Linked DNA regions of Mus musculus: all the other regions are linked to region 7. Evidence: chromatin loops called from intact Hi-C (ENCODE). Cell type or tissue: left cerebral cortex. All regions are shown on one strand. Region 1 overlaps Ppp3ca (protein phosphatase 3, catalytic subunit, alpha isoform). Region 2 has its middle 140 kb from the start of Gm31243. Region 3 has its middle 88 kb from the start of Gm567. Region 4 holds the start of 1700030L20Rik (RIKEN cDNA 1700030L20 gene). Region 5 has its middle 30 kb from the start of Mir6380. Region 6 overlaps Slc39a8 (solute carrier family 39 (metal ion transporter), member 8). Region 7 holds the start of Ppp3ca (protein phosphatase 3, catalytic subunit, alpha isoform).

Region 1 (4,000 bases), 240 kb after region 7:
AATTAGGATAGTCATGTTTCCCTTGTGTTTCTCACAATTGTAGGCAGCGCTTAGTGCCCACAACATGCAGAAGGGTAACATTTAACGCAGCAGACCATAGTTATTAAAAACAGAACAGTTTTCAGAATTGGGCTTTTCTGTTCCCTCCCCTACTCCTCTATTCCTACCATCCCCTCTTCCTGCCCCCATTGTCCCGTTTTTATTCCTTAACCTAAATTACAGAAAAAAAATGTATTGATTGATATATAAAGATAAATTTGCAAAAGCCAGGAGCCTCTGAGCCAGGAGGCCTAACTGACAGCCTGGCTCATTCCTCATGGAGTGTCCCTTGGTGGCCTCTGTGAAGATAAGTTTCCAAGCACTTAAGAAAGTCAGGTCTATGCAGAGTTTTAGAGAAAAGCTATGTGGCTTTTGAGCATCTACAAGACTTATGGAGACATTTTTAATTTATTTAACTATCTGATAATGATTCCACAGGCAAGTACTGAGTTGTCGGTAGAAAAGTTTTCTCTTACGTCCTAATAAGTCACAGGTGCCTTGTAACAGTGTCCCAACCCATGGGACTCCATGCTCGGGGTTCCTACACTGGTCAATGCCAGCATCCCAACAGGCTCAGCTGTTGCCTGCTGTGGACACTGAAGCAGTCTAGATCCTGACAACTACCAGGCATGCTAGAACACCCTTTAGGGCAGTCTGGATCCTGACAACTACCAGGCATGGTAGAACACACTTTAGGTGGGCAGTTTCTGTTAATTATTCAGATTTTGACCATATTTTATGAAAGAAATCAGTGATATATTGTAAGACATAATTCGGCTTTGAAAATTAAACTCTAGATCAATGGCGTGGCACCTCTGGCGTTTCTCTCTGTGTGTCTTTGGTTCCTAAAGAATATTTCTTAAAATGTTGTGTAACCTTAAAAACAGCTTCTGAAGATGTGTGGGCCTATCATTACCTGCTTGATAAAACCCAACCAAATTTCAAGAAACATTAAACATGATAACATGCACATTGCTAGGAAAGAAGGCCGCTCACTGTTCCATAAACCTATTACCATCTATTTACTTTACTAAATTCTGGTTCATCTCAAAGTATCTTAAAACCTTATTTTTGGAAATCAAATTTAATGATATTTCTGTCAACATATTTATTTCTTAAAAAAAAATCAATATTCCCAAATCTCCTTCAAATACATTAGCTCATCTATCGGCCGTTTTTATTAAATACACAGCTCCTCACCTGTCACGGACGGAGTCTCCAGAGGATTAGACAAATTAACTGAAAGAGATCTGGCATTCGCTCAGTCTGCTCAACAGAAGTCTGTAATCTAATCTACACCGGGCAGCATCATTGCGAAGATAAACACAAAATTCCAAGACAGTTCTCTTCTCCCTTATAGATTTACAGGGTATTCTCATCCAGCATTTGTTGGCCCCCCCCTGCACCCCCCCCCCACGCACACCTTCTATTGACCTATATTTAATAAGAATTAGTAAGGGATTTCATAAGAATGACATCATAATTTTATTTTTAAAAGCCTACATGGGATTAGACAGCATGTTATCTCGTATGATGCGTAAAGGCAGATATAGATCCAGATGCTAAGGACAGGGATAGAGACATAGAAGTGACTTCATCTGAGATAAGCACGAGGCGCAGATGAGCGCTGACGGAGCAGTAGTTATGGCTGACACCTGGGGCTTGTCTTTCCTCTCTTCCATGTCTGGCTACAGTGACTGAGATGCTGGTCAATGTTCTCAACATCTGCTCCGACGATGAACTGGGGTCAGAAGAAGATGGATTTGACGGTGAGAGGCTAAGCTTTGCACTCATCCCATCTGCCCTGTAATTACGTAGGATCTCCATGCGAACCCTGGTCATGCATTTTTAAGATTTCAGATTATGTTTAAATCATAATGGTGAAAGTGAAAGCATTTTGTCTGAGGTAAGAAAATGTCAGAAATGAAACCATGAGAGGCTTGCCCTATTTATTACTTTGAAGCTGTTGTTGAAATGTAAACCATTTTAATAACCATCTTTCAGTTACCCACATTGCTATTTGATATACTTTCACCCATAACCTTTAACCTCCTTAAAAAAAAAAAAAAAAAAAAAACTATTTTCTAGCCCTCTCTCCTATCATTTATCTTGATGTGTGTGGTAAAGGAAGACATTTTCATGTGGGTAAGTGTGTGTGCTTAGGTCTGCTATCTCTAACAGTGCCCTCTGCTGTGTGCTCTTAGGTCTGCTATCTCTCACAGCGCCCCCTGCTTTCATCTGCCATTTCCACTAGCTGCCCCCATGTCTTTACAGTTTTCATTTTTTAAGCACTGTTGATGACCTCAACTGTTAATTCTTTCTGTGTATTAATATGTAAAGATGAATTCATGAGAGTCCTTAACTTATTTTGAGATTCTCTACGATAATTCAGTTACCTCCAAACACTAGATTTTTCTCCAAAGACAGAGAGGTGTGTGAGGTTAAAAGTAGAAGGACGATGACTGGGAGCCCTGGTGAAGCACCTGAAACGCATGGAAGAGACAAGGATGTGGCAAGAGTCGGAACACGCTAGAGCAAACTTTCTTCATGTATATTAGTACGTCCTACCCTGTGCAGGGTCCTTGGGATTCCTCAGTGCCTTGGAGAAAGCAGAATCTTCATAGAGGGACTGGGGTGGAAAGAGACGGTGTCATCGGAATAAGACATAATGAATAAAGAAGAAAGACAAAGATAGAAGTAGATGCTTTGATTAATTTAAATGAAGAGCCATTGAACAGCACTTTAGTAAAACAGGAGATGGTGGCCCTTTCTAAAAGTTAGTGTTTGGATAGCATGATTTAGTATTTTAGTGTATGAACTCTGATAACAGCTAAAAGCACAAAGTGTCTATTGACCATGTACTTGGATAAATAGTATAGACTATATACATATATAACTGATATATAATTGATATCATTAATAAATATAGAGATATAGAATTTATATATGTGTATATATATGTATGTATATATATATTACATATATATGCATTAAACACACAATTTACTGCTAGCTCTAGTATTTCTCTTTTCTACAGCTTCTCTCATCCCGTTTACCTCTCCTCATAAACTGTTTTCAGACACCTCATTGCAAAAGAATAGGATTGGGAGGAAAGTGGATGTAGAAGGAAAAAAATAATTATTAAGACTCTTAAAGATATTTTTAGATGTTAACTAAGCAAATGTGCCTAATGTCACAGTTTGTAGGTGTCTAGATTCTAGATGCTTCCCACATTATAGCCTCAGGTACTATGGTTAACTTTTCCATGGTTAGTGTTTCCTCTTAAAAAATAACATTTTCATAAATGGCCCAGACTTTTTAACTAAAGATTACTTTTTTTTTTTTAACTAAAGATTACTAACCAAAGATTCTGAATCGTAAACAGCAGTACAGACCCTTATGCCAACGTTTCTTTTCCCTACCTTCCTGTTCTCACTGTGAAGGCAGCCTTTCTACCCATCCCAAAGTTTCCGGCTGGTACACACTTCCAAAAGGAAGGCACACAAAAGAAAAGTCCAAGGATTTGATACAGAATATTAGGTGGCCCCGGAGCCATCAGAGAAAACCACCTAGAAAGCTAAGAACAAATGTCTAATTTTTTTTGGTCTCGTTTGATAAATAATGAGCAAATTTACAACAGTGTGGCAGGACAAAGGGGTACTATGGAAGGGAAACACCTAAGGAAGAAGGCAGGGAGCCTGTCTGTCCAGATGCGTCTTAGCCTTTCAGCATGCTTGCTGGGTGCCTTCAGAGGAATGGAGAACTTTCTAGGGCTTGCTTTGTGGGAGAGGCATCCCAGGTTCTCTGCTGGACACAGGCCTGGATGCTGAAGGAGAGAAGGCACAGGGAGGGATGGGAAGAAGTCAGAAAAGCATTGATTTGGAGGCTTATCCACTTTTCTTCAGTAATTATCATAATAAGTTCCATAATTTGGGATACTGTGTTCTGAATGCAGATATTT
Region 2 (4,000 bases), 630 kb before region 7:
GTAGGACAAGTGTGACTTTGGGCTAAAGAAAGCCATAGATAAGGTTACAGAAGGAAGGCCAAGAAAAGTGATCCTCTATTTGAAATGGTTTGCAGGGAAGGAACAACAGTTCAAACAGGAAATTAAAAATTGGAAATCAGGTATGCTATGTTGTAAAAGAGAAAAATGGTAGTTATTACTCTGCTGTTCATAGTCAATATCAAGTTTACAGTGTCTAGCTATTATTTGTTTTCTACAAGGAAGATGGGCTAGGATGACACTGAAGTTAGGTTGATAGCAGTTTAGGGCTTCCTGGAGGTGACAGAGTGAGAAATGCAGGGGACTTACTGGATAGGACATTTGTGGACAGCAGAGGTGGACACAGGCTGGTAGGAGCCTTACTGGATGGGACATCTGTGGACAGCAGAGGTAGACACAGGCTGGCAGGGGCGGGGTCTAGATTGCACTGCATGTCTGGCACCTAAGAAAAGAGGCGCAAGGAAGAACGGTGAGGCTGGAAGAGTTGAAGACTTCAGTGCCTCCTCTCCAGAGGTCTTAATGAGGTTCTGAGACCACTCAGCTACTCAGAACAAAGCTTACCCCTTGAAGAAATCCTACACTGGGAGAGGGTAGCCTGGCTACAGCTCTCACACAGTGCTCAGGTCTTGGTTGGGAGCAACAGGTAGGCAGAACTTCAGTGTAAGTGGCGCTGTGGATTCCAAAGTTCATTCATTACTTTTCCCAAAGCTGGCCACCCCCATGGAAAGGGCAATCTAAGTAGTTCCTCCCTATGTCTCTCTTATGTTATATGATGAGAGCTGTGCTAGTTAAGACTACTATAATAGTATTTCATAATCAGATGGGTTCAGAAACAACAAAGCCTTACTCCTCGTTGTTTTGTGAGGCTAAAATGTCTAAGATCAATGTACATTCAGAGTCTAATGGGGTTCTGGTTTTCTTGCTGGGCTGTCTTGCTGTGTTCCATTTGTATTGATAGGCAAAGGGTCTCTCTGGTGTCATTGGTGATAGCCGTGACCGTCTAGATAAACAGCCACTCCAGACTTCTACGTGTTAATGCCATTTTCTTTGGATCAACACATGAAGTTTAGAACTGGGAGACCAACATTCTGAGCAACTACTATTTGAATTCTGGCAGCTTCATTCTTTGTCAGGCAGGTTCACAGGTGTTTGCTTTTGTTTCTGTATTGAAGCCTAAGGATTTTAGCAAATATTTCTTTAAGCTTCATCCATTTATAACTCTGTAACTAGCATATATACCCAAACCACTCTGCTCATTTACGCAGTCTTTTTCATAAGTGATTTGAAGAAATTTGTCTGAGAATTGTGAGTAGTTACTGTCCCGCGGCTCGGGTTGTGCAAAACATGTGCTATTTATAATTGATTTTCCCTAATGTGTTTATTAAATCTTTGTCTCAAAGTATGTCAAGCATATGCTGCTAACAATGTAGTGAATCATTTTGTATTTCTACAATAAGGGGCAGTTAAAAAGTACCCAGTATCCAGCCTATTTCAAAGGACCTTGGGTGGGCAAGAGATTGACTATCAGTCCTGAGTGGGAAGAATGGTCGTCCTCCCAAAGATTATGATAGAATGCACCAGTTCCAATCACATCCCATCTGGAAGAAGTGTCTGAAGGCTCACAGGCTCTGCTTTCCATCTAAGCACACCCCGGACCACATGTCTGAGGGGGTGCTCAGCCAGCAGACACCCACAAGTTTCATCTGGTGCTAAAAAAAAAAAAATGGCAGATCAGAAAGCTTGGAGTGCAAGGCTGAAATAAGTTGCCCTGAACTGACTCTTGGGCTCTGTTCCTTGCTGCAGTTAGGACGCATGGGGACGGGATGTTTTCGCGTTAAAGTTGAAAAACTCTGAGAAGGCATTGGGAAAGTAGCTCAAGTATCACCATGGCATCTTTCTAAGAATTAAAAATTGTGCACTAGGAACAGTTTTAAGGAAAAAAAATGATGAAAGAAACTGACTTTGAAATAACTACTTTGAATAAACTCTACCTAAATAAGCTGAGCACCGAGTCTCTTGTTCACTTGAGCCAGCCCTTCCATCCTTCATCTCAGAATCAAATCTGGGTACACTTAATTTGTCTAGACTCTTTTCTTAGAATTTCCTTAAAAAGAGTTGATTGTTCTCTTCTGTAGAGAGATAAGGCTGCTTCCAGAAGATGAAAATGCATGGGTTAAAATAAATGATCATGAACATCGAAGTCATTTAAATTTCTTTAAATTTTGTACTGGAGTTGAGTGAGGTAACACAGGCACAAAAAATTAAACACCGAATGTTCTCCCTCAAAGTGGCTCCCAGCTTGAATCCATAAGTGAGCATGTGTAACTAGGAATTCTGTAGGAGAAGGAACTGGAAAGGAGCCCCTGAAGAGAGCTTGTCTTAACAGAGGGGATAGTGAATGTAGTGATTACATAAGCAGAAAGGGGGGTTCAGAGCAGGTGGGAAGGTTTAAAAACTGAAAGTGTGTAGGAAAAGGGGGATGAGGGAAGGAGGAAGGGTTAACCAAAATGACAGGAGAATGAAAAACATCCTTATATAATCTTATAACCAAACAAAGCCAAAACGAAATGAGCAAGCAGATTTGGAAGTGACATATCCTTCAGGATTGGAAAATAATTCTTGAAGCTATGGATTACTAAGCAAAAGCTCCAATGATAGGTGTTGGATAAATTCTTAAGGGTTATTATTGACTGATGTTGGTTGTAGGTGCCGTAGTACAGAGAGAAGCTCACCAAGATGCTAAGCCATCACTTTGCGAAGGAGCAGAGGGGTATAGCCTTTCAGGTTAGACTAATACCCAGCTAGCTCACTCCAGCTACTTGATTCAAACATCATACAAGGTTAATTGGGGCTGGGGAAGGTTCCAGCTACCAAAGTTGTCTTGCCCTTGCTGCCCATGAGAGCAGACACCACACACAAATTTCAGTTCTTTTTGACCATGGCTAGCCATAACGAAAAGTAAGAACTCCAGGTTTGCCAGGAGTGGGTTAGGTCTGAGATTAATACAGCTTCAAGCTCTCCTGTAGCTCCAAGTGCAGACCTTCCGGAGAGACAACATTTCTTCAAAGTTTGCACAGCCTCATAACAATTTCTTAGCCTCTACTGAATGATCCAAACTTAGCAAAGACTTTGGTGAAACATTTAACCCAAAGCCAGACATAAGGCTTTGCTCTACATATCACTACAGGTTATTGGTCAGATTATAAGACCCTACTGCTGAAGAAACCATATGTCTTGGTTGCATGATATAGAGAAAAAGCTGGAATGAACTAGAAGCCTCTTCCCTGCTAGCCTTCTTTTTATTTTAAAATAATATATCACTATTAGTTTTTTAATGAGAATAAATAGATAAAGTCTTTTTGTTTGTTTGTTTTGTTTTTAGTAGAGCTTAAAATATTGGCTCTTAATGTGGTACAAACACAAAATAAGAACAGTTTTTGGACATGGGAGTTTATTGTAATAAGGCTGTACTTGAATGTTCCTCACATCAAAGGATTTTACCTCCATAGTAGATAAGAGTTGACAGTTCTGCTGCACCAAGGAATGAATTGTAGGCATGATTTTTGGATACAGATTTCCTGCTATGGTCAAACCTATTTGACTTGAGTGATTGTCATCATTCTCAGCCCTCAGGGAGCAGGTTGCATTCATTGAAGAAATGGTATGTGTATTAAGATGGTATATCCATGAAGTCATTCATCAACTGTTTAAATGAACAATGGTTCTGCTTGGAGGGTGGCACAGACATTAGGTGAGGGTAAGATTCTGGTTCATTGGCTATGATGATTTTGAAAAGCACTCATCTCAGAATACGAGTAACTTATAAAGTCCTCTTCTTCAAAATTGATACAATAATTATAAATATCAAGCAAGGCCTTCAGTCTCATGCTTTGCTGTTGTCTTACAAGGCACCTCCCAAATTAATTGTCTACATTGCTCTTGGCTGTATAAATAATTTTGAAATACGTAAGCTGTTCTGAAA
Region 3 (4,000 bases), 530 kb after region 7:
ATTCTTTCTATTCAAAAAAATGTTGTGTCCATATTTACTGGTATGGAAAAGTGAATGTGAATGCTGATGAAAACAATAGAAATTATAATAGAATGTTGAAAATAACTATGTTGAAAATATCTTGAAGCATATTTTCTACATTAATTGTCATATTTTAGGCAAGTTGAATTGTTATATTTCTGTATCTTAATGTAATTTAGAAGATAGAAGTAGTTTAATAAACAGAAAAAATGATGACAATTCCTACATTTTGAAAAGTTAAGAAATACACTCTTCCCTTTGTTCTATGTTGTTTCCTGAGCCAAGTGTTTGTGTGCATGTGTGTGTAGGTGGTATTTGTGAGTGTGCATGTGTATATGCATGGTGTTTGTGTATGTGCATGTGTGAAGGTATGCATGTGGTGTGTGTGTGCATATGTGTTTTGATACAACATAGATATGTTCCATCTATAACAAAGTACCCACAGTCACCAATTCTTAGCACTTTGAACAGTGCCATGTCTTTGCATTGACTGACACCCACTACAACATGAAGATTCTCTGACCAAGGTTGAAAGCAGCACTAATCTATAATAGAAACATAAGCATTTAGACAATGTTGACACTTTGATAACATGACTATTAAAAAAAAACAACCCAACATTAGTAGGTTCTTCCTTAGGCACTATGGTTTCACTAGCTCTGGGTTTTGACCATGTTTGGAGTAGCAAGCAAATGGGAAGAGTATTGTGAAATGTCCTATGGACATGTATGTCGTGGTTATTGTACACATGGACTCACAGCAGCTATGGTTTGTCCCAGATCTGCACAAGATCAATACGCTTAAATTCTAGCCTGAATGGGAGAATAGATCCAACGATTCCACTCCTATCTGAGTTGTTAGCATCTGATAGCTGCTAGGCAAGGGAAAGTCACTTTTCTTCAGAGGCATGGACACTGGTGTGTTCCCCATCTCCCAGTAAATAATGACATAAGCATATAAGCAGAGTGAACTAAACTCAGTGGGTTAAAAAATGATAACAGTAATAAGGAAGTACATGGTTTGGGGAAGAACAGGTAATGGTAAGGTCTGAGAAGAAAGTTGGAGGTGGAAGTTAGAACTGGTTATGATCAAGATGTATTTATATGCATGTACGACATTTAAAAAATACTTTTTAAGTTAAGATACAAAATTAAATACTAAATACAAAGGGAGTCAACCATTTATCTTTTGTTAAATATGTATAAACAAGATAAGATCAACTGGGAGAAAAGTTGGCTTTCACTGTACCATCAAACATTACCTACATCACTCTTAAGAAGACAGACTAGTTAATTTTGGAAAATATTGACATTAGTGAATTTCTAAACACCAGAGGACATCCTGTAACATTTTGTACCTTTATAGTAATGTTTTTAGGAAGAAAGTTTTGAGAATTTATGTAAGGTGATTTATTACATGTCAAGGGAATGAATGAAACAACTTACAACTTACTTCATGCGTATTTGTCATGTCTTTTGGCATTTGGGAACTTGTGCATACAGTTAGAAAGTGTGGGTGTAGGAAAACACCTACGGCAGCTGCTGGAAATGCTTGGGTGTAATATTCTCTGTACTGAAAGTAAATAAGCCTAGGATCTTATTTTAAAAAAAATAACTGCAGTGGGAAGCTAGTTGAATAGAGAGGTATAAGAGATGCAGAAACTTCCATCTTTCAACAATACAGCTGGGCAATTGAGACCGATGGAGAAAAGTGAAAGTAATTCCATGATACTCTCTCCTGAAGCATTAAACACTTAGTAGTGGATTGAAAGATGGGCAGCTTCCACCATTCCAGGCCCCCTCAAAAAGCACTGCACTGACTGGAGTTATGCAGACATAATATGAGAAATATATGATGTAAAGAAATTCCATAATTCCTCAAGAATAGCCATGCTATGCCAGCCTGATGCACACAGAAGTTTGTTGACCTTAAGGTTAGAAGACCTCAGAAAATAGTTCTACACATTTCTTCTAGCTGTGTACCATTTCAAGAATTAGTTGTTTTTTTTTTTAAACTTGAAACAAGCCTAGTATTATCTTCAAAGAGAGACCTTCAATTGAGGAAATGCTTCTACCAGATTGGCTTGTGGGTGTGTTTGGGGGAATTACTTGATTAGTGATTGGTCAGGGAAGGTCTAGCCCACTGTGGGTGGTGCCACCCATGGGCAGATCATCTCGGGTTGTATACAAAAATGGGGTGAGCAAGCCATGAAGAGCAAGCCAGAGCAACATTCCTGCATGGCATCTTCTTCCCTTGCAAGATGGACTTTAAGCCGTAAATTGAAATAAACCTGCTCCTTCTCAAGTTTCTTTTGGTCATGGTGTTTTATCACAGCAACAGAAATGTAACTGAAATACTGTTGACTTCTAATTTCTCAGAGGTTAGCCTTTTATTCTTTCTAGCATAGCGTACTGTACCACTTGTTAGCAAAGATGGGGTAAATTACTTAAGAGCCCTCAGGAAACTATAAAGAACCATCGAAATTAAGCTTGTTATTTGTTAGTAAACCAAATTGACTTAGGGCATATAAAATGATAAGGTATATTTAATCATTCTGAGGATCAGATTCTGTTTCTGATCCTGTCACTACTTGGGATGAGAACAAGCAAGTCTCTGACTCGTGTTTGCCTTATTCACGAATGATGTCACCAAGTCATTATAAACAATTGATGAGGTCTCGTCTGTACATGGATTTCAAAACACAAAGAGATCACTCCTTTCCTTTTAGGTATTAAAATGCAGTGTGGAAACAAATGTTTTGCTTGATTTCCCTGAGTTTGCTATCTGTATTTCTTGTCATTCGCTAAGCTTCTATGCAAAAATTTTGAATTAAGGTTGTTTTAATCAAGCATTTCATAGAGTTCCACTTTTTTGGTGTTAATAAATGGAAATTGATTGTATCTTCAGTGGTGTCGTATTTCATGAATTTTTACGTCCCTTTAAGAGTTTCACTGCTGTCTTCAGAGTTTAGAAAGTAGTCAGAGAGATTCTCTGGTGTGGTGGTAGGCTAGAATCTGCCTCTTTGTAACCTTGTGAAGATGAGTCAGAACAAGACAAGAATCTATCTAAGAAAGAGAGAGGAAAAAACAGAAGTTCATAAGGGGACTGATAAAATAGCTGAATATATGACAAGAACAAGTAATGTGCCATAATCAAATAAAGGAAGCTAACCGCCCATTGCAGACAGAGTATAAGAATCCTTATCCAGAGAGGTCAGTCACCTTGGTGAAGAGACTGCAAGCCCTATTCACAGTACGAGTCCTCATCCCTCACAAGTTCTTTGGTAGGACTGGGTGATAGAATGGATCTCTGGCAGATGGGTCAACACTGGAAATAATCCCACCCTGTCATCCTAATATGGCTCAGGGTGGAATGGTCAGGTACTGTCTTTAGAAAGAACTTATGTTTTAAAACTGAGCTATCAGGAGCTAGAAAGATGGATCACTGGTTAAGAGCACTGATGCTCTTCCAAAAGTCCTGAGTTCAATTCCCAGCAACCATATGGTGGCTCACAACCATCTCTCATGGGATCTGATGCCCTCTTCTGGTGTGTGTGAAGACAGCGACAGTGTATTCATATAAATAAAATAAGTAAATCATTAAAAAAACAACAGCTGAGCTATCTTAGTACCTGAGGAGAGGGAACAGTCCCAACTCAGGCTAAAGTCCCTAATGAAAATAAGTTAAGGAGAAAAAGGCTAGATGCTAATAGCCAAAATGTTAGGCCTTCCCAAAATTCAACTCTAGCTGAGAATGGTAGGTGGAGTGATAATCCTACCATTGATAGGCCAGAGCAGATCTTGTCACCTGAGAATAGTGCTCCACTCTGATGCCCTGACCCTAGAGGTTAGCCAATGGATTAACCTCTCGATGTACATCTACCATGCAGCACTACACAGACTGAGAATTCTGAACAATCATTGGAACACAGCATCCATAGCTGTATCCTTACAGTGGAATGGCCAGTATTTAGGGCCTT
Region 4 (4,000 bases), 220 kb before region 7:
ATAATCTCTGTCTTTGGCTCCCCCAGATTTTAGATAAGAGAAAGGACATAGTTCAAGTGGTCCTGTTTCTCTTTCCTTCTATGCTACAGATCTTGCCCTACATCACAACCCTTCTTCCAAATGTCTTAGGAATCTTAAATCTCAACAGAACATGCTGCTATTCACAGAGAAGGAAGTTGTGCTCCAAATTCTGACTCCTATGAATGCACCATGGGGAACGACTCTAGTCACATCCTGTCGCACTGGAAACCCACACAGAGCAAGGTTAGCATCAGATTCTAATGATGTCACAAGAGCCTTAATTATTCCACAATAGTTGTTCTGACCCCAGCGGTACAGATGGCAGTGATACAGCATAGAAACCTTTATCCCCAGAGTCTCCCAGAGACAGATGGTAGGGGTGGGGGTATCTTTGTATGTGAAGAGATCTGCCACTCTGCTTCCTGGGTAGGCTGAAATCGTACATTATACTCAGGAAGGACACATGAATTCACCTAGTCTAATCTAAATATTTGGGTACAGTTTATTTTTATTTTGTTATTCAACTGCCTTTATCCTATAGACAGTTTTGAAATGTAAGCAAGCAAACAAACAAACCCGAAGTATGTACAATTGCCTCTCAATATCTGTGAACTGAAACACCATCTTTGAATACAATGTATTAGGGGAACTTTTTCAACCATACTGAACATGCACAGATTCATTTAGTTAGCCCCTAAATAATATATTATAACCACCATTTACATATCATTTACCAGTATCAAGTGTTATAAATAATGGTGAAAAAATTTAATGTACATAGAGAAAAAAGAGCAAAGTTATGAGCAAGTTCCACATCTCCTCTCCAAAGCATGAGTCAGTTTCATGGACATTGGTCTCCATGGGTCCTTCTGGAATGGAAATTGGGTAAAAGGGTCATTACATATAAATAAAATGTTTCTTTAAATAGTAATATATACCTTTATACTCATTATATCCAAACAGCTACTATTAACTATGCATCAAGCTACCTAACTGCTCTGTCTTAATCCATTCATCTTCAAATGAGCCTTAGATTGGCCTTATTTGATAGTACTTTTGTAAAGATTAAATACGTTGGTATGCCTGTTTTTATACAGTACTCAAAATATGTAAGTTATTATTATACATAATTATAATACATAATTATATAATAAGGTAATTATTATAAATGATTATATAATAAGGTATCTTACTATGTATAATATGAGCTATAGCCAATTAGTCTCTTCACTATGGAAATGAGATTCTTGAAATCCAGAAGAAAAACTGCCTTGACAACTTGGCAGTGATTCTGGCAAAGGCAGGACAGTCCCCAGTATGACAGTTCCTCCTTCCAACAGGCCACAGTGGCAAACACTGAGATGCAGGTTGCTACTAGGTATGAGGTCCTATACTAAGAACTTTCCATCGTCAGCTATCATGGTCCTGTAAAGCAACCTTAAAAGGCAACTGATGTTCCAGTTCTAATCTTATCCGGGAGAAAACTAGGACACACACAACTTCCAAGATACAGAACTCACCCACTATTTCACATCTAGCAAGCTGCAAAACTATGTTTTAAGTCAGCTATTTCTTGCTCCAAACATTGGTCAATGCCCTACCATAAGGAAATTTCTTCATACTAATCAGAGCATACTAGTGAATCTCTGAACTAATTAAATTAGGCATGGAAAGGTCATAGAAAGCAAATATTTTCCTACAGATTTGATTCATCAAGAAGGGACTTAAGGGGCTGAAGAGATGGCTCAGCCGATAAAGGCTAGGCTCACAACCAAAAATATAAGAAGGGACTTGAGAATCTCGAAGAATTGAGTACCCTCACTTTCAGAGATGTGGCCCAAATCCTTCAAGTGTATCTGTGTCTACCATCTGTCTTACAGCTTTTCTGGTCCACAGCAGTGTGACACACTCTTGTCTGGGCTCATGTCTCACTCAGCATACCTATTTTCTTTCTGAAATCCCCAGCTGCCTTTCTGTATGCTTGTGGAAAATTTTTCAGTACCACGAGTGCAATCGTAAGACCTCCAGTTCTTTCTGACTTGTTGGTGAGAGAGTAAGGTGTTTGTCAGACCTGAGTGTTGTGGCTTTGGCTGAGCTCCTGACTTACACGTTCATCAGTGTAGAAAAGAATCGACATGGCGAAAAAATGTTGAGTAAATTTGTTTATGAACCCAGACAAATCATGTTCCCTCTTTTGAATAGGAAAGACTCCTAAGCAGTCTTTTGTGTTGAAATGTGATATAATTCCACCCTCCCCGTTCTTCCCTGCCTTTGGACATTGCTCACTGGTATTTCACAGTGAGTCAGGCCTGCCACAATCACAGCCTTGTCTTGCTTCACTGTCACCACCTGCTTTCCCATCAGCCCAACTGATGAAAACTTTGTGCCAAGCTGAAATGTGTGTTTTACTTATTTTTGTGTTCAGACAGAAGCCTTTGAATGAACGTTGGAAAGCTACAGCCACACATCTCACTCATACAACACAAAATGGAAGTCTCAGTAGTCAAAGGGAAAGCTGGCCACTTCAAGATAGATCTACAAGTGTTTATTTCACAGACTGGTTACGGAGACGTACAGGCCATTTTATCTTTATATACAACAGATGCCTCCCATCTTTAGTTGTATATCTTTTTTTGCCAAAAGTCAGCTGCTGACGGGAGATATAAATGTTCTGTAGAGAATTTTGAACAACATGGTGGTTAATCTTAGGTCAACTTGTCTAGATGAGAGGATGCCCAAATAAGAAGGAAACACTATTTCTAAATATGTCTGTAACATTTCCAGAAGACATTAGACTGAATAAAGATCTACCTTACCATGTGAATAGGCATCAATGAATCTATCAAAGGTCCTACAAAATGACAAATGTTAAAGAAGAGGCAGTCTCTCCCCGTTCTGGGACATGAACCTACCTCTTTCATTCTTGTTTATCAGAGATCTCAGTTCTTAAGGTTCAGATTTCAACCAGGGTTTAGACTGTGTCCTACTTAATTCCTGGAACTATAGTTTGTGTTGGAATGAGACCATCAGCCTTCCCTGTGACTCTGACTAGCATAGAGGGGAGAGAACTTCTGAATACTCCCAATTAAATGCACCAACCTTGTACAATACATCTTTTCTATACATTACATATGGATCCTAAAAGTTCTATTGCTCTGAAGAACTCAGACAAATATGGGAGATTTATAATAACACCAAGGTTGAAAACAGAATGACAAAAGATTTGTTAAAATGAAGCAGCCTACACACCAATCAGTGTAGTGATGCATACCATCAACTTCAGAATGGACCAGTATAAAACAGGATCTCACGATCACACTGAGTTCCATGTCAGTGCTGACTTACCAGTAATAGAAAATTGCTTTCACACCAGGTAGTTATGGTAAGGCTCAAGTGGGGAGATTGTTATCTAAGCCCTTCAGATAATTGTGTGCTCTTAAGAAAACCATTTAGCCTCTCTAGGTACTCATTCCCTCATTTGCAAGGTGAGAAAATTGTAAAGGCAGTCTCCATTTTCTCCTATTACTAAATTATGTTTACTATCTATAAGCATCACAGGGATTAGCCATTTGGAGAAAAGAAGCTGAGACTGGTTACAACCATGCAGCATTTCCCTGGGAAATTCAGCAGGAAGAAAGCCATGACTTGCAATATTTGCCAGTTCCCATGGTGCAAATATTTCCACCATCGCCATATTCAATTTGATGTTATTAAATACAAAGTTCTAAAGAGAGGTGCATATTTGGCTCTTGAGAACTGGTAGGAATGGGCTACAGCACACTTCTGACTCTATTTTCTAGATCTAAGGTTTGTTTTCAAACGACTTGGAAAGCATCCTTTATTGCTTTAAAACGATGCCTTAATATCAAACCAAACCAAAGCTTTACTAAGGAACATTTTCCTATTTGGATGAAAAGATACACAGTAACCATTTGTTTTGGCCTTGGGGAAATAAAAGTGCAAGCTAATATCCTAAATG
Region 5 (4,000 bases), 1.1 Mb after region 7:
ACACACACACACCCAGGCTCCAATTTCTCCTTTGTGTTCAATCAGATCCCAGCCTATGGGAGAGCTGGACATACTCAGGGTAGTCCTTCCCATCTCACTTAAACATTTCTGGAAACACCCTCACAGACACACCCAAGGGTGTGATTCTAAACCCAGTCAAGTTGACAAAGAAGCTGAACCATCACCACTGTGAAGATTTCACTCACAGGCAAGTGACTAAAAACTACAGAGCATGGGATTTGACCACCGGTCCTTCTGGTTCTAACTCGGTCCTCACTGGGCTCGGCTCGCTGCACTGCGCCTCACTTTCTAGTTTGACTTTGAGGACTCTGACCAAATGGACTATTCATAGTTTTACATGAAGCTTTTCAAGAATGAAACAAAAATCCCTGAAGGTGAAGCAGCTCCTGTCAAAACAGCAAAAGAAAGCCTGAAGGAAAAAAAAACATGTATTAATGCCCCATAGGACATTAATGGCTCTCTGTCCGACTTCGGAGTCATGGCACCTTCATGAGGTGCTTTGGTCTGTGAAGTGCCTACAGTTTGATTTCTTGGTTTATGCTTTTAGTGCACGGACTTCATTTACTTATCTGGGATGTGGGCTTAAGCTGAAGAAGTCTGGGATGCAGGCAGTGGGCCCATCGCCGTTCTGAAAGCATCATTGAATTCTGACTCACCATTTATAGACACTGCCCTGGGCACTGTGTCACTCCCCTCACACCCCATGTCCCGGGTCACTATACCCCTTTTTGGTGCCTGCAATGTGATGACGAGCCATGTCATCAGATAAACTGCTCTCTTCTCTTCATTTACTTGATGTAAATACAGCCGGTGGATGTCACACCAATCAAACAACGCCCGCCCTTCGGCTAGCCAGTGCTTTTCTGCTACTTTGTTGTAAGCACATTGGACCCTCTGAGTCAGGCAAGATACATTGTAGACAACTGCTGGTTAACTCACATCTGAGTGGTTAAATTTAGACTTTATTCTACTGTCCTGAAAAGGGCTAGTTCCCCTTGGAATGTGGGTTTTGTTCCATTCTTGCCAAGTTTCCTGTAAAACTTTTTTTTTTGTTTTGGTTTTGATTTGTTGTTGTTGATGATGGGATGTTTTTGTTTGTTTGTTTGTTTGGGGGGTGTGTTTTTTGTTTTGGTTGGTTGGTTTTGGTTTTTCGAGACAGGGTTTTTCCTTATAGCCCTGGCTGTCCTGGAACTCACTCTGTAGACCAGGCTGACCTAGAACTCAGAAATTGGCCTGCCTCTGCCTCCCAAGAGAGAGGCAAGCCGCACAGGTAGCAGATCCCAGACTGTGGTTCTGGGACTGGCCAATGGAGGGCTCCACGGGCCAATTGCAAGCTGTCTGACTGAAGGCTCTGATCTCTCTCAATGTCTCTGCTAAACTGAGCATTTTTAACAACTTCGTACAGTCGCTGTGAAGCATACAGCGCATATTAGTATTTCACATGTGTTCCTTTCCTTCTCTTCTACCCCAGCCCCAACCCCCAAAATTAACGTTGCCAATTAAATTTGCCAAATAAGGCAAAGGCTACTGAGGTCGATTGCAGCTGCAAGATTAAGTCTCTCTGTCCCACCCAAGTGCTTAAGAAGTGTCCGGCACAATCCAAACTCCAAAGGATGTTAAATGCTGTTCCCCTGCCACCCACTCTAGCCGCCAGGGCCCCAATGCACATTAAAATAAGATTAGGGCAATGATTTAAGCTGAAAATTGGGCTGCCAGAGAAAGCACCGGCCTCACTCCTGGGGGATTAACTATACCTATGGGTACAGAGGCAGGCGCCTCCGGCTAGCTGACGTCAGCGCCCCCGGGTTGTTTTTGCCCCCCGCAGTGTGGGAAGGAATGGGAGTGGGGAGGATGCCGGAGTGCAGTGCCTCGCCAGCGCTAACATAGCCCACTGGCGCCCTCTCGTGGTACTCAGTCGAGTTGTTTCCTTTAAGAAAACAAAGCCAGGAGCCTCCGAATAGATAACTAATGGGACTTCCATACTTGTCCTCCTTCTCTTCCCAGGGTATGGAGAGTTTCCCAGCACGGTCACGGTCACAGAAAGCTGCTGATGAGAGAGTACTGGTACTGCTTTGTGGCAGACCTGAACAAACATCCAGTTTAGGAAGTGATAAGGACTTCAATATTTGGAGAGAGTTCTGGAATGTTCTTAGCAGTCTTCACAAAGAAAGCAGACTGCAGCAGAGGAGAGAGATTTAGACTGCCCTCCGTGAGCCAGCTTCTCATGGCGACAGCCTGGCTGACACTGCAAATGAGGCCCTGTGTTAGATCCACTCCACAGACTTAAGACAAGGCGTGGACCAGAGTCTCCAACAGCCTTGCTCAACAACAAAACAACAAACAGGAGGCAGTTACAGCTCCCGCCTTTCTACTTCCTGTGTCTATTTCACGAATCATGCCGAAAATAAGCAGTTAAGCTCTATCGTGCTGAGGAATAAATAATAAATGATTCTGACTCGACAGCAGGCAGATCTGGAGAGGAGAAATATTTTGTACACGCTGCCTTACTTCAGCAGGTGAGAGGAAGAAGACGCGTTCTGCAGACCTCCACCTGCCAATGAAGCACTGTGGTTCACAGGAGACAACATTCACTCACATCCCAACACAACCAGAAACATACACACACGTGTACACACACACATACATAGACACACAGTCATACACATCACACACACAGACACACACAGACACACACAAACATATACACACACATACACACATGCATAAACACACAGTTACACATACACACACAAACATATACACACACATACAAACATGCATAAACACACAGTTACACACATACACACAAACATATACACACACATACACACATGCATAAACACACAGTTACACATACACACACACCAGAAATGTAACTTGGTAATGTTTGATTAAGGAAACAGGAAGCCATTAGCTATCTCTGAACTCTGAGCTCCTGTTACAAACCACCACATCAACAAACTGAACGAGTATTTATTTGTTCACTTATTTATTTTGAAACATATTGGTTCCCTGAAGCCCAGTCTGGCCTTGAACTCCTGGTTGTCCTGCATCTGCCTTCTGAGTTCTGTGCATTCATACCTAAGCCACCACACATAACAGGTGTATATGTTTTGTCACAGAAAGCAGGGAGTTCAGTCCATCATCAACAGCCCCATCCTTCAACCAGTTATAGGCAGCCTCCTGCACTGGTTTGCCTTCTGTTGATATGATAAAACATCAAGCAAAAAAAACAAGTGGGGAAGGAAAGTTTTACCTTACCACTTATAGCTCACCATGAAGGAAACTCAGGGTAGAAACTAAGGACGACCCACGAAGACAAAGGGAGCAGAAGAGCAATCGGGGCCTGGATGGCTGTGAACTTCTGGGACTTAGCTTCAGAGAGATAGCTCATCGTATTGCTACAGGGGTGAATTATATAAGAGTTCTGAGGGTTGCCTACAGGAAGAGCTGATTGGTCACAAAACAGCACCGAATTATCATCTGGACAAGAAGAAGAGCCAAGACTCGTGTACTGAATCACAAATCACCTGCAGGAGACTCTCGGCAAGGTCGTCTCAGAATAAGACATCTGAGCTGAGAGATGCTCTCCCATTAAGGCTGGGCAGAAAAGAGGAAATCCCACTGAGAAAGGGTGTCCTCCATGTGCTGACCTTGGAGAGCTCTCTGGACATGATGGACTGAGACCTTAATAAAAGGGTCCTCCAGCAATAGTCCAACACCTCAGTTTCATGTTTCTAATCTCCCAAGACTAAAGGAGATGATTACTGGAGGGGGATAGTAGGGAGGGTGGTATTTGCTTGCTTTGAGACAGGGACTCACTCTGTAACCCTGGATGGCCTGAAACTTGCTATGGTAGACCAAGCTGGCCTTGAGTTATTGAAGATCTGCCTGCCTACTTCTGCCTCCTGAGTGTGGGGATTGAAAGTGTGCAGTATTCCTGTTGCTTTTAAGACACTCACTCTGTGGCTAACTTTAA
Region 6 (4,000 bases), 780 kb before region 7:
CAGTAGCTTGGAATGGCTGTCGTTGATTCTTTGATGACTGATCTTATGGATAAAGTAAGCACTTTTAATAGTGGGAGCTACTTTCTAAGGACTCCTTTTAATATGTGATGAATTAAACCCGTCTTCTCTTATAGTAGGCCTGACCCATCAGTTGCATAAGAATGTCACATTTAGAAGAATAAATAACTTGGTAGACGAAATACTTTTTTTATTCAAAGTGATTCACACTGAAAACTTTTGAAGTTAAGCTAAAATATTACACTAAATTAAGTAGAAATTAATATTGGACAATAAATATATATTTGAGTCAGTATTATTTATGTCTGTAGGTTGTGTGTGTGTGTGTGTGTGTGTGTGTGTGTGTGTGTAGAGAAAAATACCCTGTGTGTTTTCAAGCATACCTTGGACAGATTTCTAGAGAATGAAGTGTCAGAGTATAAAAAAGAGTATTTGGGTTATATTTAGAAATTAATGTATTACGTATAATTTAATAACATCTTTCCTTTGGATTACAAGCTCCAAACTGTAAGTGTCTGGCCCAGTTTGCTGTTCATCAAAGACCCTTAAAAAAGGCAGGATTTAGCTCTTAGACCCCCACAGTACTTACATTTTTCTGCCCAGAATTACCTTGCACATTGTCTTTATTCCAGATGGCCATTTCTTCCCATGACACAAAAAAGTTCTATCAAAGTTGGTACCTTTATGGAAGCGATACAGGTGATGTCCTATGTGACATAGTAGTTTCCTCATGTTAGAGATGTCACCAACTTTTTCCCTGTAAGAACTTCACGCCAGTTCTCTGACCTGCCTCTGGAGTCTGAAGATCCCTGGCATGGCTGCATCCAGGGTACCACAGCATTTATAACACATCATGCAATTTGTGTTTCTAAAACAGGACATACATGTCCCCTTGTGTAACCTTTGCAGTGGATGCTGTGGCTGAGAATGAACATTTATTTATTTACTAAAAACACCTAGGATTTTTATCTGTTTTCACTATAATGAAAGTATTATAATCTTCAACACTGGACCAATACACAATTTATTAAAAAATCTTGTCGCTCTGGGAGGAAAGAGCAAGCACAATGGAGAAACCAGAACAGTAAAGAAAGCTACTTCAAAGAACAGGTTCAGTCAGTTACACAAATGTTTTTCCCCTCCAGTCAGCCCGGAAAAATTATGAGATGGGCGGGGAAGCGGTTTCCATAAGTGTTTCTCTCCAGAGGAGCAAAGTCAGAATTTAAGCAAACAAAAATGTCACCATCTAACAAGAAAAAAACCCAACACTTCACCAACTCTGTGGTGGCACAAGGCAGGGTGATTATTAAGTCCAAGATCGTCATTAGTTACATAGTGACATAGTGACATAGTAGGGCAGCCTGGGCTAAGCAAGAAACAACAAAGTAAAACATGGCATACTTAAAAATACTATGAGATAAGAGGAACAATAGCATATCTAATGGGGATGAAGCAGAATATAGTATAGTATAGTATAGTATAGTATAGTATAGTAAGGGCTAACGGAAGTAAACAGAAATGCGTGCCTGAGGGTGAAACCCACCGGGTTGAATTCCTTAAAATTTGAGGTGTAGACAGCTGTATATGGGAAGAGAGTTGAGGAGAGAACGCATCAAGCCAGGTACATTCTATCTGGCTGTGTGACCTTTCGATAGTTTTACCGTGGATGCCGCAGAATACTAGGATTCCTCAATACCTGAAGCAAAACATTGATTGGTACGATCCAGTCCCAAATGAAAGAAATGCTCAGCTCCTGTGCAGAAACCCCAGACGAGCATTTCAGGATTCACCACAAGATGGCGACAGCCATTTAATAATGTGTCTTCTAGTTTCCAGAGATGAACGACATGCTGAGAGAAAAAGTAACTGGAAGACAAACGGATTTCACCTTCTTCATGATCCAGAATGCAGGGATGTTAACCGGCTTCACTGCCATCCTGCTCATCACCTTGTACGCAGGAGACATCGAATTGCAGTAGCCGGAAGTGGAGTATAACGTCAACGCGGGAAGGCATTTAATAACAACACAGAAACATCTCCATAGGGATTTTTGTTTTTTTAAAAGTATATCCTATTTAGTTAAAAGAGATTTTTTTTTTATTATTTTCAACTAAAGGCTAAGGAATCTAATGACTGGTTTCAGATATGTAGAATAGGTGAAATTTGTTGTTAAAATTTTTCCTTAAAAGGTTTTCGGTTTCAGACTGCAAAGGCTGGTGTATGGGGCCTTTGGTAAATACCTGGTTTTCAATATTTTATGCATATTAGAAAATTATCATGAAGCAAACACGTGCATTCACAAGCAGACATACAGATCCAGAGAAAAACACAATCTGGGTCATGTAAGGTTTCAGAACTTGCTTGGGTAAACAACAACAACAACAACAACAACAACAACAACAACAAAAACCTCAAGCGTTTTCAGAGTGGTTTTCTTCCAATTAATGTGTTTGACTGCTTTTAAAGGCAGGTGCATCAAATGAGGAAGAAAATCAAGACAGACAGCTCCAGTGCATGCAGGACCGATCCCAGTGCCTTAACGAACCCCAGAAAGATAGCGCACAGCGTTTGTTCAGCTTTATGTCTCAGTTGGCGACCTGTAGGATTGTTTTGAAAGCTAATACAAAGTAACATGAATTAGGAAAGGATGAAAGGCTTGCTAGCCCAGCAAGGCTTGGGCTCAGGGCTTGGTCCCTGAGTTATAAGCTTGAACACACCCTGCAGAAGACCAGAATTGCTTTGCTATGATTTATGCTGTGGTTCCAGCCAACAGAAATGCCTGAGGAGTATGCGAGACTGGTTAGAACTCAGTCTTGCCATGCTCTGGGATTGCTTTGTCATGGTGGAGAATATGTTGGGTGGGAGAGAGAAATTGAATGTAATTGTGAGCAATTTACTTTTTAAAAGATGAGCATAATTATTTAGCAGGGGGAATTTCAATAAATGCAAAAATCACAGCTGGGCTGGGCTGTGTCAGAGACTGATGGTGGAGGAGGCATGTGCTCATTAGGGGTGATTGACAGTCAGCAGAGACGGCTTCTTTTATGTGCAGTGTGCTTTGTTCCCATATGGTATACCGTTGGATGGAAAACCTCAGCATACTCTTTCTACCTTTCGTAAAACACACAGCTCACTGAGTGTTTGAGCACGTTGTAGACGATCAGTCTGAATTGAACATCCTAATTTCAATTCACACTCCCAAGTAACTTAAAAAAAAGATGATTTGACAGTGATGAGAATTAGTAATAGAAGCCAAGTTATCTCAGGAATTATGTTTTCCTATAAGCCCAAACACATTTTCATGTAATAACAGTGCAGATTTGATAAACTTTAACATATATGTTTATGTGTATTCTCACTTTATGACTGACAATTAAAAAATATTATTTGACCAAACAGTAAAAGCTTTTGAAACCATGTACCGTGTCAGTTATTTTTCTCTTAATATGTCTTTATTTTGAGTGACATCATGTGGCTGGTGTTATGAGAAGAGAGGCAAGTAGAGAACTGATGTTGTATTATTTTAAAAATATCTAGCAAAAAAATCCTACAAAGACTAATTTTTCATTTCAATAAACACAATCTATATTAGTATAACCTTTCGTTTCAGTGCTTAACAATCCTTGCTTTTTAAAAGTATATGCTGTGGGCTGGAGATATGGCTCAGTGGTTAAGAGCACAGACTGCTCTTCCAGAGGTCCTGAGTTCAATTCCCAGTAACTACATGGTGGCTCACATTCATCTGTAATAGGATCTGATGTCTTCTTCTGGTGTGTCTAAAGACAGCTATAGTACATTCATATATATATAAAACATTAAAAAGTACAGATTGTATGTATTTTTAATGAAATGACTTATGGAAGAATATTTTGAAAAGATAGTTTAGTGATTCTCAGTGTACATGCAGATTGACTCTTTGGCCTGCTTTTTGTGGGTCTGGCTCTCCATCCTTTCCCTTTACCATGGAGAATGAAGGACTTTG
Region 7 (4,000 bases):
ATAAAATAAGCAATGGCTGTATATTAATTTCCTAATGGATACATCGATAAATCTTAGCGACTAACACAGAAATGACTATTTTTTTTTTATTTAAAGCCTCATGCAGTCTTTCTAAGGAGGTGATCAACAGTTCTTGATGTTGTCATAATAAGACTTGTCGCTATTTGATACTCTGTCTATAGCAGGGTCTTAGAAAGCTCTGTATTCAGCTGAAGAAGCTTACAGATGGAAGGGTGCGTATCATTGCTCCATCACTCTGCTGGCATGTCACAGACAGCTTGGCCCAGATTATCAATACCAAGAACTAATCGCATGGACTCATTATGGTTGGGCTGTGAAAGGGAATTCCAAACAGGAAAGCTGCTTCCTAGAGATAATTAAACAAAGGAAGGAAAAGTGTATTATTTTTTGTAGTGTATGAAATGTTGTCTTTTATGACTTTTTAAAAAATCTTTACTTTCTCTTCATAAGCAAAGGACATTTCCAAAGTCAGCTCCTGAAAACTGAACCTGTCACAGTGAAAATGTGAGTTCCAAATGTAAGCTAATCTTTGTCAGTTTGAATATAGTCAAGAGCTGTTTGGGAACTCTAACAGGATTTAAGGAGAAAAGGAAAGGGACAGCTATAGCAGAGAGCTGGCCATTGGAAGGGATGACTGGCTATCTGGTTGACTAGGCCGGGTGTCTGGACCTAGCTATTCCTTGGTTGGCATTGTCCTGTATAGTACTTAAGAATCCAACTTTACTTAATATGCATCTACATTACAGTGCTTAGGGAAACACACGCGCGCACACACACACACACACACTAAAAGTATTTGATGATAGAAAGATGTGCTGTGCAAAGTGATTACTATTTGTCACCCCCTCCCCCCCCCCACACACACCTTATGTGGACTTGGGATGGACTGAAGGGTGTTTCTGAAAGGTCTACCTTTAGTTCCTATTTCTATTATCAAACTTTTCAATGTGTTTGATAATTTCAGCCCCTGATCCTAGCTCAAGGATGCCTTTCCTATGCCCAGGGGAGAGCTACTCTAAATAACAGTTGCATCTGTGAGCAGCGTGGGGGTGAGGGAGTCTTGGCTTTCAAAGTGAGGATCCCCAGATAAGGTTTCCTGGTCTTTCCTGAAGCAGGCCCTGCTCACCCACAGGTCTTGGCGTCCTTCCCTCTCTTCCAGCCATCTGGCCAGGGACCAGCTTCCCAAATCTGCCTTGGCAACTAGCTCTGCTCTAGCCCAGGAGGCTGTTTGCAACAACCCCTAACTGAGGAGATTACAGAGTCCTCTTGTAGATAATTTCATGTTCCCTGAAAATTCCACTGGGCTATATAGATCTTATTGAAAGCAAGGACCCTAGAGGTGGCAAATTTAGCAGCAGAAATCTGGCCACGAGGGCAGCCTCCCTTTGCGGATGGGATGTGACCATCCACTCCATCTCTCCTTTTGACTGGCAGGCTAGCCTTCTCACATCCTCTGTCCTAAAATCCTTGAGGCTACCTAGTTGTCATGCCCCAGAGCCACCAATTTGCTATTAAATTTGTATTTTTTTGGACTTGAGTTTCATCTAATCCCTGTGGCCAGATCAGTTCTCCTGGCTCCATCTCCTAGCTTCCTAAACTCCCCCCCCCGCCCCCTCCCAAGACAGTCCTGGCTGTCCTGGGACTCAGTCTGTAGACCAGACTGGCCTGGAACTTACAGAGCTCCTCCTGCCTCTGCCTCCCAGATGCTGGGACTAATGGAGTGTGCCTCCAGCAGCTTCCCACACCTTTTTGTAGGCCCTTTATTAAGCTTACAGTCCAATTCAGGAAATACGAAAACCCTGATACTGAAGGAATTTGAAAATAAAACAGGAAGGACAAGGGTGAGAAATTTATTCAGCTCTCTTCATAATTTCCTTGCTGGTCCTTGGGGTTGTGGTAGGCCAGGGGGAGGGCTGTGCCCAGAAGATATTTTGTTTGTTTGTTTGTTTGTTTTTTCGAGGCAGGGTTTCTCGGTATAGCTCTAGCTGTCCTGGAACTCAGGAGGCAGAAGATATTTTGAAGAGCATTTCATACACGGTCCCTTATTTTCCTTCTTATGAGGGACTTGTGAGAAACTGCAACAAGCCAAGGCCCTACATGCATCTTGATCACTGAGTGACTGACTGGAAGGAACAGGAAGAAATTTAGTGTCACCTATCGCCACCAGTGACTGCTAGCTCCTGTGAACAGGGAAAAGGCGACCTCTCCCGAGTCTTTCTGACTCCTCTTATCTCCTAGGGCATCCAGGGTCACTGAGCACAGCCAGGGTCGCATAGGCTCCAGTCTGTTCCCATCCACCTTGGATAGCTAGCCAGCCAGCCACCGCGTCCCGCAGCGCCCCAAACACACTTTCGTTTCTTCCCGTGAAGTTGTGCACGCGTCCTAACCACCCCACCATCAGTAATCCCCGTCCACCTAGCTCAGGCAGAGCTGCCTCCCCAAGGTAAGCTGTTTACTCGTCGCCTTCCTTGGCGATCCTCCCTGGACAGCTGCGGCAGCGACAGCAGCTGCGCCGCGGCCGGGAGCGTCCGGCGCTCCTCCTTCCTCGGTCTCCGAACTCACTACTGCGGGCCACTCACACACTCGGAGCGGCCGAGACCCACCCGGGAGTGTGTGCAGGACTTCGGGAGTGGGCAGGCGCGGGGGCACGCAGCAGCCCAGCTCCTCCCGGCCCCTACTCCCAGTCCAGCCTCCCTCCTCCCTGCCCACTCCAGTGACACTTGAGCGGTCACAGGGCGGTGGAGGCAGCAGGCCCACGGGACTGACTGGCACCCTGAAGAAAACAGAGCAGGGGGCGGGGCGGTCACCCAGACCACCGCCTTAGCGATGAGGGACGCGCTCTCCAGCCAATGAGCTTGCGAGGTGCAACGTGGGGCGGGCCCTAAGGCGGACCCCGAGGAGGAGGTGGCCAGGGCGCTGGAGGCGGGGGCGGTGAGGAGGAAGGGGAGGAGGCGGAGGCGGGCGCGGTGGTGGCGGCGGCCGGCGCGGCGGCGGAGGCGAGGTTGTGCCCCGGACTGTGTCCACCGAGCTCAGCGGCTGTTGCCTGTGCGTGGAGAAGCAGCGGCGCCGCGAGGCAGAGGAGGATCGCGGACGAGCGCGGCGGCGGGACGTCTACGGCTGCCGCGGCCCCGGCGGCGCCCGGCGACAATCGGCGTGGGGAAGCAGCGGCGGCCGCAGCGGCAGCCGCCTCTCCAGCACCGGGAAGCCGAGGCGCGGCTGGCGGCGCTGACATCCGCGGCCCTGCCTCTCCTCCCTCGCCCCCGGCCCTCCCCATGTGATCGGTCTTAATCCCGACCGTGTGCGCGCGTGGGGGCTCCATTGCGCGGCGCCCGGTGTCGGTGCCGGGGTGGGTGCTCGCGTGTGCTTCTCCTCCCCATCCCCCGCCCCGTCCCCAAGAATAAAAGAAGAACCGGGAGGCGTGCTCAGAAAATAAATAAATAACCAGCACACACGCGCAGCCCGGAGCGAGGCGGCGGGGCTGGCGGCGGCGGAGGAGGAGTGAAGGCGGCGGCGGCGGAGGAGGGACGCGCGGAGCCGGCAGTAACTTTCGAGCCAGCCCAGAGCCCAGAGCTCCAGCCGAGCGGTTTGCAGCGCGGCGGCGGCGGCGCTGAGTGTCTGGCCCGCCGGTGCGGTCGGGGTGTGCAGTCGGACGGGACGAGCAGCGCGTCGCTGTCCCCCCCTCCCGGTGGCTGGAGATGTCCGAGCCCAAGGCGATTGATCCCAAGTTGTCGACGACCGACAGGGTGGTGAAAGGTAAGCGCAGCGCCGCGTCGGCCCGGGGTGCACCGAGTGCCGCAGGCGACTGTCCTCCCCTCCCCCGCCCCGGTCGTCCCTCTCCGGCTAGCGCCGGGGACCTTCTAGGATCTCCTGCAAGAGGCGATCCCTTCCTTCGCCGCGCCCTGCCCCCACACCGCCCACCCGGCCCTAATCGGGGCATTTATTTTTATTTATGTATTTATTTGTTTGTTTTCGTGGACGG

The links. Hi-C counts contacts between places; a loop is a spot of excess contacts. Peaks named below come from ENCODE experiments on the same cell type or tissue, not always from the same donor. Only the 100,000 strongest peaks of a DNase experiment are listed, where the experiment ranks them.
Region 1: it touches region 7 in a loop (2.4-fold over the local background); 9 of 42 quality-filtered maps call a loop at or near these places.
Region 2: a loop joins it to region 7, with 2.1 times the contacts of the local background. A loop is called at or near these places in 2 of 42 quality-filtered maps.
Region 3: a loop joins it to region 7, with 2.3 times the contacts of the local background. A loop is called at or near these places in 2 of 42 quality-filtered maps.
Region 4: a loop joins it to region 7, with 5 times the contacts of the local background. A loop is called at or near these places in 3 of 42 quality-filtered maps.
Region 5: it touches region 7 in a loop (12-fold over the local background); 6 of 42 quality-filtered maps call a loop at or near these places.
Region 6: a loop joins it to region 7, with 4 times the contacts of the local background. A loop is called at or near these places in 16 of 42 quality-filtered maps.

The regions. Positions count from the first base shown.
Region 1 is chr3:136,903,566-136,907,565 of GRCm38, forward strand. Ppp3ca (protein phosphatase 3, catalytic subunit, alpha isoform) reads left to right here. Exons shown (of 14, transcript NM_008913.5): 10 at 1,734-1,808. Among named protein-coding and RNA genes, the nearest start is that of 1700006H20Rik, 50 kb to the right of the region's middle. In left cerebral cortex, a CTCF peak has its summit at 2,250 (motif pointing left); no DNase peak of the experiment used is centred here.
Region 2 is chr3:136,037,943-136,041,942 of GRCm38, forward strand. No RefSeq gene overlaps it. Among named protein-coding and RNA genes, the nearest start is that of Gm31243, 140 kb to the left of the region's middle. In left cerebral cortex, no CTCF peak of the experiment used is centred here; DNase peaks (open chromatin) are centred at 1,716, 2,312 and 2,798; H3K27ac peaks cover 1,950 bases.
Region 3 is chr3:137,199,191-137,203,190 of GRCm38, forward strand. No RefSeq gene overlaps it. Among named protein-coding and RNA genes, the nearest start is that of Gm567, 88 kb to the right of the region's middle. In left cerebral cortex, no CTCF peak of the experiment used is centred here; a DNase peak (open chromatin) is centred at 1,556.
Region 4 is chr3:136,449,223-136,453,222 of GRCm38, forward strand. It overlaps 1700030L20Rik (RIKEN cDNA 1700030L20 gene), which reads right to left and starts at 127. Exons shown (of 5, transcript NR_040592.1): 1 at 1-127. In left cerebral cortex, no CTCF peak of the experiment used is centred here; DNase peaks (open chromatin) are centred at 1,470, 1,925 and 2,346; H3K27ac peaks cover 2,640 bases.
Region 5 is chr3:137,751,196-137,755,195 of GRCm38, forward strand. No RefSeq gene overlaps it. Among named protein-coding and RNA genes, the nearest start is that of Mir6380, 30 kb to the right of the region's middle. In left cerebral cortex, CTCF peaks have their summits at 1,321, 1,901 (motif pointing left) and 2,100; DNase peaks (open chromatin) are centred at 1,404 and 1,862; H3K4me3 peaks cover 732 bases; H3K27ac peaks cover 1,356 bases.
Region 6 is chr3:135,884,958-135,888,957 of GRCm38, forward strand. Slc39a8 (solute carrier family 39 (metal ion transporter), member 8) reads left to right here. Exons shown (of 9, transcript NM_001135149.1): 9 at 1,848-3,615. The coding sequence ends at 1,997. Among named protein-coding and RNA genes, the nearest start is that of Gm31243, 15 kb to the right of the region's middle. In left cerebral cortex, a CTCF peak has its summit at 1,805 (motif pointing right); DNase peaks (open chromatin) are centred at 1,814 and 2,821; H3K4me3 peaks cover 213 bases; H3K27ac peaks cover 235 bases.
Region 7 is chr3:136,667,128-136,671,127 of GRCm38, forward strand. Ppp3ca (protein phosphatase 3, catalytic subunit, alpha isoform) reads left to right here and starts at 2,939. Exons shown (of 14, transcript NM_008913.5): 1 at 2,939-3,774. The coding sequence starts at 3,717. In left cerebral cortex, no CTCF peak of the experiment used is centred here; DNase peaks (open chromatin) are centred at 1,169, 2,299, 2,868 and 3,388; H3K4me3 peaks cover 2,267 bases; H3K27ac peaks cover 2,880 bases.